2 separate regions of the Homo sapiens genome follow, and region 2 is linked to region 1. Evidence: chromatin contacts called from ENCODE Hi-C or POLR2A ChIA-PET data. All regions are on one chromosome and are shown on one strand. Each heading gives the region's core, a stretch centred on a gene start or an enhancer-like site at or near the end of the contact. The rest is flanking DNA. Distances are from core to core; before and after follow the strand shown.

Region 1 (7,828 bases), core at 3,450-5,949:
GTAGGGGCACAAGCCCAGAGGATGAGAAGCTAGTCTAGGGTGGGTAGACTACAGGCATGTGAGAGAGGAGACAGGCTAGAATTGTAGCTGGGAACTAGACAGAACCTTCTAGATCATGCTCAAGAATTTTCTCTTTACCTGGTAGACATCTGGAAGTCGAGAGACAAAAATATTTTACCTACTACAATTTTGGCTTGGAACATGAATGATCGTATTGTTAGACCAAAATGGATCCCACAAGGGTCAGGCTTCCTCCCAGACCTCTCTAACTGAAGCTCCAGAGCCCTGAACATCCCCTCCATCTATAATGTTTTTTCCATAAAAACCAAAGCAGAAGGAGTATGTTTCCTAGAGTCATGTACTGGTTGGGTGAGTTGGACAAGTTTCTTAATCTCTCTGATCCTCAATGTCCTCATCTGTAAAATGTGAATAATTATACCTTTTTCTTAGGGTGTTGTTAAGAAGTTTAAGTTAGTGTGTACGACAGTTTAAGTTAGTGCTTAAGACAGTACCTGGAATAGAATACTCAACTAATTTTATTTTTAGTGTCTATGTCTTTTAAATATTTTTAAAAGATTTAATCACCCAGGCTTGACTGATGTGATCTTGGCTCACTGCAACTTCCACCTCCTGAGCTCAAGTGATCCTCCCACCTCAGCCTCCAGAGTGAGTATCTGGGACTATAGGCACACACCACCACGACTGGCTAATTTTTATTTCTTTATTTTTTTGTAGAGATGGGGTTTTGCCATGTTGCCCAGGCTGATCTTGAACTCTTGAGCTCAAGCAATTTACCTGTCTCAGCCTCCCAAAGTGGTGGGATTACAGTCATGAGCCACTGCACCTGGCCCTTAAATCTTTCTCATTATTTTTCCTTGCTTATGAATTCTTAGAAAGAACATGTATATTATACAAGTAGTACTTTATCTCACTATAATTACAGATTACTAATCACTGATCTTGTTCCATAAATCTTACTCTAAACTGTTTTAAAATCTAGAAGTTTAGCTCTGAGGCTTCTGAGCCTAATAAAACCCCACAAACCCCTCTTATCTGCCTGCTGGTCTTATCAGGGAGATGCTCTTTTTGTTTCCAGCAGGGCCTAGTTTTCCATTTCTAGACCCAGAACCAACAACAGAATTGCAGATTCCAGCTCCAAAGTTTTTTCTCCTCCCTAAGTCTTTGAGAACCATGATGGCCAATGGGCTGGCAGGACTGCTTTCCGTTATCTTTATCAAAACATTTTAACTTCAATGCCCTTGGCAACTTTTGTTCAGGAGAAACATTTCTTTTGCTAATGAAGAACATGCTCAAAATTATCCCAACCATATTCTTATCTCATGCAGCCCTTCACCTCAGAACACCAAACTTGGGTTCTTAAAAGAGTGCAGTGGCTCACGCCTATAATCCCAGCACTTTTGAGAGGCCGAGGCAGGCAGATCACCTGAGGTCGGGAGTTCGAGACCAACCTGACCAACATGGAGAAACCCCATCTCTACTGAAAATACAAAATTAGGGCATGGTGGCACATGCCTATAATCCCAGCTACTCGGGAGGCTGAGGCAGGAGAATCACTTGAACCCAGGAGGCGGAGGTTGCAGTGAGCCGAGATCGCACCATTGTACTCCAGCCTGGGCAACAAGAGCAAAACTCCGTCTCAAAAAAACAAACAACAAAAAAAGAGGGCCTTAGCCTTTTACTGATTGATTAAAACAAGAAGTTCACACTTTCATCTGGGACAACAAACTATAGCCACCAGCATTTTGAATCAAATTTAAATTCCTGCTTGGGTTTGAATGTGTCCTCCAAAGTTCTTGTGTTGGAAACATCCCCAATGCAACAGCACTGAGAGGTGAGACCTTTAAGAGATGAGTAGGTCATGAGGGTGAAGAGGCAGAGCCCTCCTGGATGGATTAAGGCCTGTATTGCAGGAGTGGCTTCCGGATAAAAGCATGAGTTCAGCCCCTTCCCTCTTTCTCTCATGTGCGTGATCTCTTGACCTTCTGCCTTCCTTCATGGGATGATGCACCGAGAAGCCCTTGCCAGATGCCAGCCCTTCAACCTTGAACGTCCCAATCTTTAGAACTGTAAGAAATAAATCTCTGTTCTTATAAATTACGTAGTTTCAGGAATTCTGTTATAGAAGCATAAAACGAACTAAGATAATCCCTATAGGCAGAGTTTTTGCTGCTACCCAAGTTGCCGTCAGCCCAGTATTTCCCAATTATGGCATACCCAACATCTCACATTGGTACCCACCTGCCCTTGAAGGCATGAGCACCGCTCCCATCCTAGGCTCTGGCTGTTACAACCCATTGTCACAATACAAGCAGCTTATCCCATTATTCAGTTACTTGGCAAGGCCAGGAATGTTTAACACACAAGATGACAGCTTTGCTGTGGGGGATGGAATGAAAAGGAGGAAGGGAAAAGGTCTCCGATTAGATGCCTTACGTCTGGATTAGCTGCCCTAGGGTGGGAATCTAGTGTCTGGGGTGAGGGTGGGTTGAGTGATGCTGGTTGGGAGAGTGTCACTGACTGAGAAACATGACAGATTGCCTCCTGTCACTGTCTCCTGAGTCAGAGTTTGTCCTTGGCGAAGACTGTAATAGAGACCAGCTAGGAACATGGCTCGGGTGACAGTGGAGAAGGAAAAGGGACCTATGGCTGCAGCTTTGGAAAACAGATCAGCTGCACCATGCCTTGTTGCCTTCAAATTAAGTGGACAGTGTTTTGTTTTTTCTAGTGTTTATGACAAACGTAAGCCCCAGTGCGTATGCCGATAAAATCCAAGTTTAAAAATCCCACCCTCAGCCAGGCACGGTGGCTCACGCCTGTAATCCCAGCACTTTGGGAGGCCGAGACCGGCAGATCATGAAGTCAGGAGTTCGAGACCAGCCTGGCCAACATGGTGAAACACTCTCTCCACTAAAAATACACACAAAAAAAGTAGCCGGGTGTGGTGGCACGCACCTGTAGTCCCAGCTACTCTGGAGGCTGAGGCAAGAGAACCGCTTGAACCCGGGAGGCAGAGGTTGCAGTGAGCCAAGACCACGACATTGTACTCCCACCTGGGTGACAAAGTGAGACTCCATCTCAAAAAAAAAAAATAAAAAAAAATTCCCACCCTCTAAGAGGAAAATTGGAAAGAATCTACTCTTTAATTGCTCCTCTGCCAAAGCAATAACTTGAATGGTCCTTATTAGGAATAGCTCATTACTAACAATAATATTAACTATTATAACAACAAGTTATCGCTTGATCCCAGGAGTTCAAGATCAGTCTGGGCAATATAGTGAGACATCATCTCTACATTAAAGAATTTAAAAATTAGCCAGGCATGGTGAAGCACACTTGTAGTCCTAGCTACTTGGGAATCTGAGGCGGGAGGATCGCTTGAGTCCAGGAGTTTGAGGTTACAGTGAGTTATGATTGTGCTACTGCACTCCAGCCTGGAGTACAGAACAAGACCCTGTCTCTAATTAAAAAAAAAGAAGAAGAAGAAGAAGAAGAAAATTCCAGAATTCACAATGTGTTGCTCCAGGCACCCTGCCTCACCCCAACACTGTAAACATCCCCCCTCAAACCAGTCAAGTTGCTTCCCCATCATTTCCAGCCCCCACCCCCACTTCTCCTTTCTTTTACCAGATAAAGGCTTATGTGAGTGGCGTTTATGCTTTCAGGAATAAGCTAAAGTAGGTATAGACTGAAACCTCTTGGAAATATCTGGGGTTACCATTCCAGGCAAGTGAAAGACAAACTAGGAATCAGTAGACACGATTTCCTAGCTGGCATCCTCTTCTTCCTCCCCTTAAGTTGTTCCTGGAGAGGAAAATAATTTCTAGAACGTCATTCCAGACACCATTAGTCAGCAGGAGAATGGAATCTAGAAGGGGACCTGGAGGACAACAGAGAGCAGACTACCCTGGGACCCGCAGGGTGAAGTAGGAAACAAAGGCCCAAGGGATTTTTTTTTGACTGTAGAGTCAAAGTCATGTTCAGGAGACAGGGCATGGTGATTCTCTCTCTGGGTGGGGAAAGGACCATCTTGGGCATGCTTCCTACTGGGGCGGGTGAGGCCAGCAGGCTTAGGGCTACCTTGAAGATGTTCAAGAGACAGCAGAATGATCTTAAAAACCAGAAGGAAGTGATATGTTTAAAATATATCTCTCAGGGAAATGCGTCTATCTTATCAAGGGACTAGCAGCAGCCTGAGACTGACAGACTCCTCAGCAGGTCAAGCTCAGCACCTGGAAAGTAAGCAAAGATTATGGGGCAAACACCCATAAGGAGGAGATTTTTAAAAAGCAGAGGTTGAATGAACTGAATTTACATAGGATGATCCTTAAATATTCAGTCTGTTCTGTTCTGGATTAGGGTAGAGGGTGACCATAGAAATCAACCAAAACATTTGTAAACGTAGCCAATAGATGATTCTGTATTTTCCTAAAGAATCAGACAATGTTAGGGAAATTTGGATGTCTGATTAAGGGTAACTTCTCAAGGACTAATGTCAGGCTACTAACTGACTGTGCTCTTAACGAGCTTGTATCTATATGTTCCCCTCAGCCAGGGCTGCAACAAGGGTTAACCCCCTCCCTGTTACACCCTCCTAATTACTTCAACACCACAACAGGATGTGAAAGTATCTCAGGGACCACATTCTTCTGCTGGCAGAGGAAGAGCTGACTAATAAACATTCGTGGTTATTTAACACACTCCAACAAATAACACACCAAAGCAATAACATTATGCAAATAATCTCTTTGGTTATTTGCCTGATCAGGTTATTTGCCTGATTATTTGCAAAAGAAAATATGGCCAAGAGGGGAAGCATCTGAATCTCCAATCTTGGCTGAGCGGAAAACTCTGCTTGTAAATCACTCTCCATCTGCCCTGCAGAGTGGCCAGCCCAGGATGCTGTGTAGGGGTGGATTCAAGTCTCACCATAGTTACAGAAATCACTTGCTTAAGCTTCTGCTAACTGCTCCCAACCTCCATTCCTTTGTGTGTAAAGTCGGAGCAATGTAGCGACATGTTCAGTGGTGTGAGGTTTGGTAAACCACGGAGTGCTATACACACATTAGACTGAAGCTCTTGACAGATGTGACACAAGGGTGGTGTCACATCATTCAGATACCTACCTAAGTCATACTGTATTACTGTGTGTGTTAGTCTGTTCTTGCATTGCTATAAGGAAATACCTGAGACTGGGTAATTTATAAAGAAAAGAGGTTTCATTTGCTCACGGTTCTGCAGGTTATACAGGAAGCATGGTGCTGGCATCTGCTCAGCTTCTGGGAAGCCTCATGAAGCTTACAGTCATGGAGGAAGGCGAAGGGAAAGCAGGCATGTCACATGGTGAAAGTAGGAGTAAGGAAGACAGAGAGAGAGAGGAGGGGAGGTGCCACACACTTTTAAATGACCAGATCTCACGAGAATTCACTCACTATTCCAAGGACAGTACCAAGCAGATGATGCTAAACCATTCATGTGAAATCTACTCCCATGATCCAATCACCTCCCACCACGCTCCACCTCCCACCACGCTCCACCTCCAATGTGGGGGATTACATTTCAATATGAGATTTGGGCAGGGACAAACATCCAAACTATATCACCACGGCATGGCAATTTATTGACATATTGGCTCACGTTTGTCTTCCCTATACTTCTTTCTTTTCAATTTCAAGGAGGTAGCCAAATCCTTGGCATTTTTTTTATCTCAGCCCTTTTGCAGGGTGGGACAAATAGAAGGATTTGAGGCTTTTTCAGTTTTTTATGAAAATTAAGCTTTAGGGGGCTGAGGTGGGAGATCACTTGAGGCCAGAAGTTGGAGGCCAGCCTGAGCAACATAGCAAGACTCTGACTCTAAAAATAAGATATTATAAATAAATAAGTAAATAAATAGAAAATGAATACCATCATAGAGATTGCGGATGACGTCCCCAAGGAGAGATAAGATGTGTTTTGGGGACAACAAGAAAGGAAGAGAGATTTTCTTCAGGTGTTAGAAAGCCAAAAGAGAAGGATAAATCATAACCAAGAATGTGGCAGTACCCCCTAGGCTGTACTGCCCACCTCAATAGTTAATATCCATGTGTGGTTTTAAAGTTCTAAATTAATTAAAATTAAATATAATTAAAAATTCAGCTCCTCGGTGGCACTAGCTGCATTTTAAGTGCTCTATAGCCTCATATGTCTAGTGGCTACCATACTGGACAGAGTAGTTATGGAACATTTCCATCATTGCAGAAATTTCTACTGGACTGTGAGAAGGTGTCAAGACCTCAGAGGCTGTGAGGAAACATGGGAGATTAGATGCTCCCAACCTCATCACAGAGTCCTATGCACTAAGAACGGGGAATTAGCAGCTGAGCTGCCCAGCATGAGATATACAGGTTGGGACAATGGACTGGTGCTTTAGTGGAAAACAGTGTGGACCCACAGCTGTAAACTAGAGTGACAGTCTTCCCTGTGCCAGAGTGTTTAATAAGACCTAATGACCTTTACACACTTTGGAGGGCAGGGAGAGACACCAAGGGCTGAGTGTGAATTTCCCACCAGCCTAGGAGGATGGGTACTCAGATGATTTAAAGAAAATAAAGTGATGCACACTTGAATATAGGGAACTAAGATTAATACCTGCTACAGTCGTACACAACTATGCATACACATATACACCCCCACACAGACACACCAGTCATCCTTCCTTCTTCAACTGTTTATTTCAACACTGATTTCATAACACTATTTAAACAGCTCAGGCTATCTCCATATCCCAGTAAGTACTTGTCAGTACACAAACAGGTCACAATCCATTATTTAAAAAGCATGGCGGCTGGGTGTGGTGCCTTATGCCTGTAATTCCAGCACTTTGGGAGGCCAAGGTGGGAGGATTACTTGAGCCCAGGAGTTCAAGACCAGCTTGGGCAACATAGTGAGATCCCATTTCTATTTTTAAATAAGAAAACTTTAAAAATAATACAATAAAATAAAAAATAAAAAGCACAGTTCATATTAGAAAATGGGCAAAAGACATGAAGAGACATTTCACCAAAGAGGCTATACGGATGGCAAATAAGCACATGAAAAGATGTTCAGTACCATTAGCCGTTAGGGAAAGCCAAATTAAAGCCATAATATGACCACACACCTATCAGAAAGGCTAAAGAAAAAGATAGTGACCATATAAAATGCTGATGAGGATGCAGAGAAACTGGATCCCTCAAACATTGCTGATAGGAACACAAAATGGTACAACTACTCTGGAAAATAGTTTGGCAGTCTCTTTAAAAAGCAATTATGTAAGTACCATATGACCTAGCAATTGAACTCCTGGGCATTTAATCACAGGGAAAGGAAAACTTATGTTCACATAAAACCCTGCACATGAAGTTTACAGCAGCTTTATTTTTGTTTGTTTGTTTGTTTGTTTGTTTTGAGACAGTCTTGCTCGGTCACCCAGGCTGGAGTGCAGTGGCATGATCTTGGCTCACTGCAAACTCTGCCTCCCAGGTTCAAGCAATTCTCCTGCCTCAGCCTCCTGAGTAACTGGACCTACAGGCATCCACCACCACGCCCGGTTAATTTTTGTATTTTTTTGTGGAGATGGGGCTTTGCTATGTTGTCCAGGCTGGTCGCGAACTCCCGACATCAAGTGATCCGCCTGCCTCGGCCTCCCAGAGTGCTGAGACTACAGGCATGAGCCACAGTGCCTGGCCCATAGCAGCTTTATTTGTAATAGCTAAAAAGTGGAAAGGCCAGAAATGTCCTTCAACAGGTGAATGGTTAAACAAATTGTGATGCATACCTACCATGGAATACT
Region 2 (7,828 bases), core at 3,183-5,682, 110 kb before region 1:
TTTCCTTTTGCATCTTAGACCACACTATCTTGTTCACATTTTACCTCTAATGCCTGACACACAGACGTTTCTCAATAAATTCTTGTTTAATGTGCAAGAAAACAAACTGTAATAACAGCAGGGACATGCTTTAAAATTTTCAAAACTGCGCTGGGCACAGTGACTCATGCCTGTAATTTAAGCACTTTGGGAGGCTGAAGCAAGGGGATCGCCTGAGCCCAGGGGTTCTAGACCAGCCTGGGAGACACGGCGAAACCCCGTCTCTACAAAAACAAAAACAAACACAAACAAAAGACAAAAAAAATAGCTGAGCATGGTGGAATGTGCCTGTAATCCCAGCTGCTTGAGTGGCTGAGGCAGGAGAATTGCTTGAGCCTGGGAGCTTGAGGCTGCACTGGGCCATGATCATGCCACTGTGCTCCTGGGCAACAGAGTGAGACCCTGTCTCAAAATAAATATAATATAATATAATATAAAATGAATTTCAAAGCCTTTTCATATACATGATCTCACTTGACAAATGAGAGGGAAAGGGGGAGTTAGAGTCCCTTCTCAGCATGCTGCTCTGCCTGCCTTACATAGAATCTGCTATCAGAGGAAGAGCTTTAAACAAGCTTTTGGGGCCAGGGTATAGTGTGGGATGTGATGAATGGTGCCTTGTAAGATGCTTCCTGTGAAGCTTGCCCATGGGAATGAGTTATATGTATAATATATATACATTTGTATGAACTCTGCACAAAATACGAGGTAAGATGGAAAATGGCTGGAAAAGTGCCAAAGAGACGTGGGAAGTTTGTAGAAAGGTGATAGTCAGGAAAGAATAAGTAGTTAAAATAAGCTAATGTGTGGCTAGAGAGGAAATAATATTTAGAGGTAGGCTAGATAAAACATCATGGCTAGAAAGAAAACAGGAAGAATATTACTGAAGAAAATTGGCCAAGAAAAAAATGCAAACTCTAAAAGGTCAGAGAGCCATTTGAAAGAAGGGGGTTGAGAGATCAAGGCCTACGCCAGTGCCTTCCAGGCAGCCGCCCTTTTGAGTAGAATTGATTTGTGGATATATTTAGGTGCCTGGTTGAAAGACAAAACACAGCACTCAGATACTTTCTCTCATCTTATTTCATCTTGACGTTGGTCATTATTGCTAAGGAGACAGGGACATGGAAAACCACTTAGGGAAAGTAAAGACAGAGATTTTAAGGTGAAAAATAATTTGGTCATAGGACCCTTTAACCTTCCTTTCTCAGGTCTCTGAGAATAAAAAAATGGTCTTTGGCATGCTAACCTTTAGCTTTGTACATTTGATTCTGCAACCTAGAGGGAGAAAGAGAGAGAGAGAGCACATGATTGGATGGTAGAAATGGGTTCCATACTTCCCCTTTGGAGAGAATTTTTTCTTTGGCCCTGCCATTCACTTCAATATTGTCCTCACCTTCTTAACTCTAAATTCCTGTACTTATGTCTCCTCAGTCTCACCTCTCATTCACCCTTTAATCCCTTCATTCTCCTAAAATTGCTCTTTGTCATTCCAGAATATGTTATTTGGAGTCTTTTACTGCATCTAGCACTTTCTGCATGCATTTTCTATCATTTGTGTATACACTTCATTTGTTGTGTATATAGTAGATTATAGGTACCCAGAGGCACAAATCCTTATCTACGGGGATGTATCATGTTCATTTCTGACTCTGTAAGGCACTTGCTCAATGTCTTATATATAGTAGGATGTCAATAAATATTTATTGCTCTGAATGGCTAAAACCACATTACCTTAAACTATTCAGGGGCATATGCCTCCTGTTTTTCCTTCTATTTCAAATATGTCACAGGAAGAAAAAAACTGCCTTATCCGGTATAATCTTCCAAGGATTTTATAAAAATTCAAAACACATACTGTATCCAACTCATGAACTCATCAACTTAGCCTGCATCCAAGGATTTTCAGGAGACTGGAAAAAAGGAAACACACTAAAATAGAATATACTTTTTTATGTTTGATGTTTTTCTTCCTTGATTTTTCTGGGAATATTTCTAGATAAAAGAGTATACTTTTCATACATAAGTGTTATATATATATGTTTTGTGTGTGTGTGTGTGTCTGTGTGTTATGAGGTATACTTCATTGAAAAACTGAAGGCCAGGGACTGCTTTTGAAAGCCACAATGTGGCCATGTGGCTCCTTAAGACTTACGACCAGTAATGGAGATGGTGAAGATAAACTCCTTCAGCTTTGGGATCATGATGCCACGGCTTTGTTCTGGCTGGCTGTCCTCTATAGATGTCTACCAGTTCCTATTAGCTGATTACAGAGGTACACATTGGCAAGGCATGTATATGCACACATGTGCAATACAGAGGTCTACCTGGATTCTGCCACCCTGGGCTTCTCATATCCTCATTACTAGAGCCTGGAAGGGCACATTGGAGATCTGGCTCTGGCTTGGATCCCTTAGGACTTCACGTCTTGGTGGCCTATCTCATCTGCAGGGAGAAGACATGGGAGGCTGTGGTGACCACCATTAGGGTCAGCTCGCAGGGTGCTTTCACTACTCTGTCAGTCAATCAGCAGTCAACTAATCTTTATTGAGCACCTACTATATGTAATGCATGAATGGCGCTGCTCTAGGCAGGGGAGATACAAATTCTTCAGATACCTGTGACTCAGCTCTGGCCTCAGAGGAGGTGGGGGGTCCCTCCTTCATCCTTCCCGTCTCATCATGGGTCACAGAGAGTCCCCAGCACTATCTTTCCTGTCTTGTTATAATAGTCTTAGAGTACCTCTTCATTTTACAGCTAAACTAGTAATGATCCTAGGATTACCAAATTTACAACAAAATTCACTCTTGTAATCTAACAGCTTGCCAAAATATGGGTGATTTTTTAGATTTTGAAGTGGAAAAAGGAGGAAGTAGAGATGGGGAGACAACTTACCATTCGTTTTGACAAAGAGGAAAATTAAAATGAAGAGATTCACCCAGGCCCACTGTTTTTTCCATGTCCTTGTGTGAAAGTGTAGAAAGGTTTGATGGGACAGAAAGAACACTCAGATTGGGTGTGCTTACTCATGCCTTCAACAACATTCTATGTGCTGGGCCCTCTGCCAGGGCTTAGAAATATAACAGTCAATAAGACAGGCACAGTGTGTCAGGACACCAGGGTTTTGATTTGACTCTTGCCAAATGAATTTTGTGACCCTGAGAAGACACTTCACTTTTCTTGCTCTCAGTGTCCACATCTGTAAGCTGAGACTGACACTGGAGGTGGCCAACATTCTCTAACTTTTTCCTAGCTCCGCCTGGAACCTCTAGGACCAGGGACACAAACTCTTATCTTGGAAATGGAGGTACTGGTGCCGGTCACTTTTCCATGAAGGGCTGGGGAGATGCCTCTGGGGTCCAGTCCCCTCTAGACAGTGAGCATCCAGATTCCTGAGGATCAAGGGGAGGTGTGATGATCTCCATTGTCCTGGGCCAGGAAATGCCAAACAGGAGTTTCACATTCAGCTCCTTCTCTGGACTACCCTGGGAAGGAGCCCACCTCCTGCTGCTCAGCCCAGCGGGTGCTCTGTGCTGACTCTCACACGGGCTGTCAGCACATTGACTGCATTCCTCTGCATTCTCCCGGCTTCAGGGTTGTCAGCCAATTAAAAGAGCAATTCTGACACTGGATGAAAAGGGAAGGGAGAGCTATGTTTGGTGCAAAGTGTGGGCAGGAGGCACTGCTGGTGCTGGAGGAGTCCAGGCTGGATGCAGAAGCTGCTCCTCCCTCCTGTGGAGGAGGACAGCCCTGCCCAGCCCACCAAGCTCATCCCTGTCCCCACAGCGGACAGCTGGCCCCAACCCCTGGAAGATCCTGCCGCTGTGGTCTGTGCAGAATTTAATTACACCTTTGGGAGGTGTTTTTTGTCCCCCTGCACATCACCAGGAAGAAACTATGACTTGCAAATTCAGGGTTCTTAACCTTTTTTTGTGCCCTTTGGCTGTCTGGTAAAGCCTATGGATCCCCTCTCAGAAGAATGTTTTTAAATGCAAAAATTTAAATACATACATAGAATTATAAAGGACATAAAGGACACCAGTCATATTAAAATCAATAAACAAAATATTTTAGTGATAAAGTGATAGAATCACAGGTACTGCTAATACTACAGTGTTTGCTGCCTATGGTGTTATTTATTGCTGCATAACACAACTTAGCAACTCAAAAATAACAAATATCACACTCAGTTTCTAAGGGTTGGGAATCTAGGAGGGGCTTAGCTGGGCGTTTTTCCTCTGAGTCTCCCATGAGGTTGAAGTCAAGTTGTTGGCCAGGACTCCAGCCATCTGAAGGCGGGAAGATTGACTTCCAACTTCCAAGCTCACTCATGTGGCTGTTGGCTGGTCTCACATTCTCACTGGCTCTTGGCTGGATGCCTTAGTTCCTTGTCACATGTCAAGACATGGCAGCTGGCTTCCCTTAGAGTGAGTGATGGAGAAAAAGAACAAGAGTCCCAGTCAGAAGCTGCACCCTTTCATAACCTAATCTCGGAAGTAACAGCCATCACTCCTCCTGTGCCGTATGTCACAGGACCAATGTGGGGCTCCAAGGGAGGGACTGCACGGGTGTGTGAACATCAGGAGGGGGGTCCCTGGAGCCACATGGGAAGCCAACTATCACACCTACATTCATGACAGAGGGACAGGCTAAATTTTCATTATAGCTTAGTAAAAATAGAGACATAAATTTTTTTCTCATCCAGTTTCCTGGAACCTGAGATCTAGCCACAGACCCCAAGTTAAGAATCCCTGATAGATTGAAAGCATTTTTGTTTCCAGGCAATTTCTAGTCTTTTTATTCATGACTTTTTTTAGCTTTTTTGAGGTACAATAAAAAAATTGAACACATTTAAGGTGTACAATTTGGTGTTTTGATATATGTATGTATTGTGGAATGATAGCCAGAATTTATTGAGGTATAATTAAAACTTGTACACATTTAAGGTATACAACTTGGTGTTTTGATTTACACATGTATTGTAAAATGACAGCCACAGTCAAGCTAACTAACGTATCTTCACCTCACACAATTTACCCATAGTCACATTGACGTATGTTAGATGTCCAGAACTTACTCATCTTGCAAAACTGAAACTTTATACCCTTTGATCAATGTCTCCACATTTCTTCCTCCCCGCCAGCCCCTGGTAACCGTCATTCTACTCTCCACTTCTATGAGTTTGACTATTTTAGATTCTACATATAAGTGAGATCCTGAAATATTTGTCCTTCTGTGTTTGGCTTATTTTACTTAGTATCATATCCTTCAGATTCATCCATGTTGTTGCAAACGGCAGGATCTCCTTCTTTTTTTAGGCTGAATGATATTCTGTTTTGTATATGTATACATATATACCACATTTTTAAAAATCACTTATCTATTGTAGACATTTAGGTTGTTTCTATATCTTGGGTATTGTGAATAATGCTTCATTGCACATTGGAGTATTCATATCTCTTCAGGGTACTGATTTCATTTCCTTTGCATATATACCCAGAAATGAGACTGCTAAGTCATATGGTAGTTTTATTTTTAACTTTTTGGGGAACCTCCATACTGTTTTCCGTAATAGCTATACCAATTTACATTTCCACCAAGAGTGTACAAGGGTTTCCTTTTCACCACATCCTCACCAACACATGCTATCTTTTGTCTTTTTGATAATAGCCGTTCTAACAGGTGAGAGGTAATATTATATTGTGATTTTAATTTGCATTTTCCTGATTATTAGTGATGTTGAGCACCTTTTTATACACCTATCAGCCGTTTGTATATCTTCTCTGATAAATGTCTATGTCCTTTGCCCATTTTTTATTGGGTTGTTTGATTTTGCCATTAAGTTGTTATGAATTCCTTATATATTTTGGATGTTAAACCCTCATCTGATACGTGGTTTGCAAATATTTTCTCCCACTTCGTAGGTTACCTTTCACTTTGTTGATTGTTTCCTTTGCTGTACAGAGGCTTTTTAGTTTGATAGAATCCCATTTTTCTATTTTTGCTTTTGTTGCCTGTGCTTTTTGGGGTTATATCCAAGAAAAATCATTGCCCAAACAAAGATCAAAAAGCTTTTTCCCTATGTTTTATTCTAGTAGTCTTTCTGATTTTAGATCTTACTTTTAAGTCTTTATTTTGAGTTGATTTTTGTATATAGTGTGAGATAAGGGTCCAATTTCATTCTTCTGCATGTGGATATCCAGTTTTCCCAATACCATTTGTTGAAGAGACAATCTTTTCCCCGTTGTGTTTTCTTGGCACCTTTGTGAAAGATCAGTTAATGAGTGTATTTATTTCTGGGCTCTCTATTCTGTTCTATTGGCTTATATGTCTGTTTTATGCCAGTGTCATGCTGTTTTGATTGTTATAGCTTTGTAATATATTTTGAAATCTAGACAGCTGTTGCTTCCAACTTGGCTCTTCTTACTCAACATTGCTTGGACTATTCAGAGGTTTTTGTGATTTCATATAAATTTTAGAATATTTTTTCTATTTCTATAAAGAATGCCTTTGGAATTTTAATAGAAATGTCATTGAATCTGTAGATCACTTTGGGTAGTATGGATATTTTAACAATATTCTTTTGATCCATGAAAACAAGATTTCTTTCTATTTATCTGTGTCTTCTTTAATTTCTTCATCAATGTATTATAATTTTCAGTGTATAAGCTGGCCCTAGGGGAGCGGAGTTACTCAGGTAAAATGCTTTCTATACTTTTCTATATGGCTGTCCTCAGTTTTTGTGCTCCACTGGGTGGCTGTAGCTTCTTAACCTCACTCCGGAGCTCTCCCAGTGCTCTTTCAGTCCCTGGATAATTGCCAAATTGTTGTTTATTTGGTGGGGGAGGAGGGTCAGAGCCTCCTAGTCCACCATCTTGCTGATGTCACTCCTTAGACAATTTCTGTGTCTAAAGAGAAATGCTGTAGGATAATAAATATTACAGACCATCCTCTACTCATCAAAGCTGCAGGGCCAGTGCACAGGCCTGAAAAGCTTCCCTTTGATTAGTTGAGCTCAGGGTTGCTGACACTCTTAGCCTTGCACAGAGCCTAATGTATGGAAGATGGTGTATATTTATGGGATGAAGAGATCTTATTGATTAGTGCATATCAGATCAAAATATGTTAAAGTCAGGCAAATTGCTGGAGACCATCAGTAGATTACTTTTTACAGAGAGACTATACATGCCTTGCTCCTGCCTGGAAAACTCTGCCTGTTCTGTTCCCTGAGCTTGGAATGCTCTTCTTCCAGATATTGCTCTTTTCCTGCCTTCCTACATTTCTTTACTCAACTACCACTTTCTTGGCAAGGTCTCCAATCTGCTTCTTCTATAATAGGAGTTTCTCAGATAGCCCTGAAAGATCCTCATCCCCTGGTCTTTGTGTCCTTCTATAGTCTTGTCCTTGAGTGTGGGAGGGACCTAGTGACCAACTCCTAAGGAAAAGAAAATAGCAAGAGGGATGGCATGTCACTTCCAAGATTAGGTAACAAAGAGTCTGGCTTATTTCCAGCTTGCCTTCCCTTCCTCTCTCACTTGCTCTCTTTGGTGAAGCCAGCTGCCATGTTGTGAACTGCCCTAGAGAAGCTGATGTGGCCAGGATAGGAGGGAGGGCTCTGCCAACCAGCTGATAAAGAGCTGAGAACCTCGGTCCAACAAACTTCCAGAAATTGATTCCTTGCCAACAACCATGTGAGTGATCTTGGAGGTGGATCCTCCCCTGTTCAAACCCTGAGATGACTGCAAGCCTGGCCAGCACCTTGATTACAACCTTGTGAGACCTGAGACCCTGG

The links. A loop is a pair of places that touch in the nucleus more often than their neighbours do. ChIA-PET counts read pairs that join two places held with the same protein, here RNA polymerase II (POLR2A). Pooled maps may share reads with other maps.
Region 2: a pooled map shows a loop between it and region 1 (7-fold over the local background). The contact joins two enhancer-like sites. A Hi-C loop is called at or near these places in 8 of 50 pooled maps. POLR2A ChIA-PET finds 5 or more read pairs at or near these places in 3 of 52 experiments (Caco-2, activated CD4-positive, alpha-beta T cell and activated CD4-positive, alpha-beta memory T cell).

Annotation. Positions count from the first base shown.
Region 1 is chr5:54,607,547-54,615,374 of GRCh38, reverse strand. It overlaps a transcript of SNX18 not described here. Among named protein-coding and RNA genes, the nearest start is that of SNX18, 94 kb to the right of the region's middle. Within about 2 kb of position 4,699, at least 5 of the 41 ENCODE cell types and tissues checked have a DNase peak (open chromatin) inside an H3K27ac peak, as active enhancers do.
Region 2 is chr5:54,715,380-54,723,207 of GRCh38, reverse strand. The region is part of intron 1 of LINC02998 (long intergenic non-protein coding RNA 2998); the gene reads left to right. The region is part of intron 2 of LOC105378969 (a long non-coding RNA gene); the gene reads right to left. Among named protein-coding and RNA genes, the nearest start is that of LINC02998, 25 kb to the left of the region's middle. Within about 2 kb of position 4,432, at least 7 of the 41 ENCODE cell types and tissues checked have a DNase peak (open chromatin) inside an H3K27ac peak, as active enhancers do.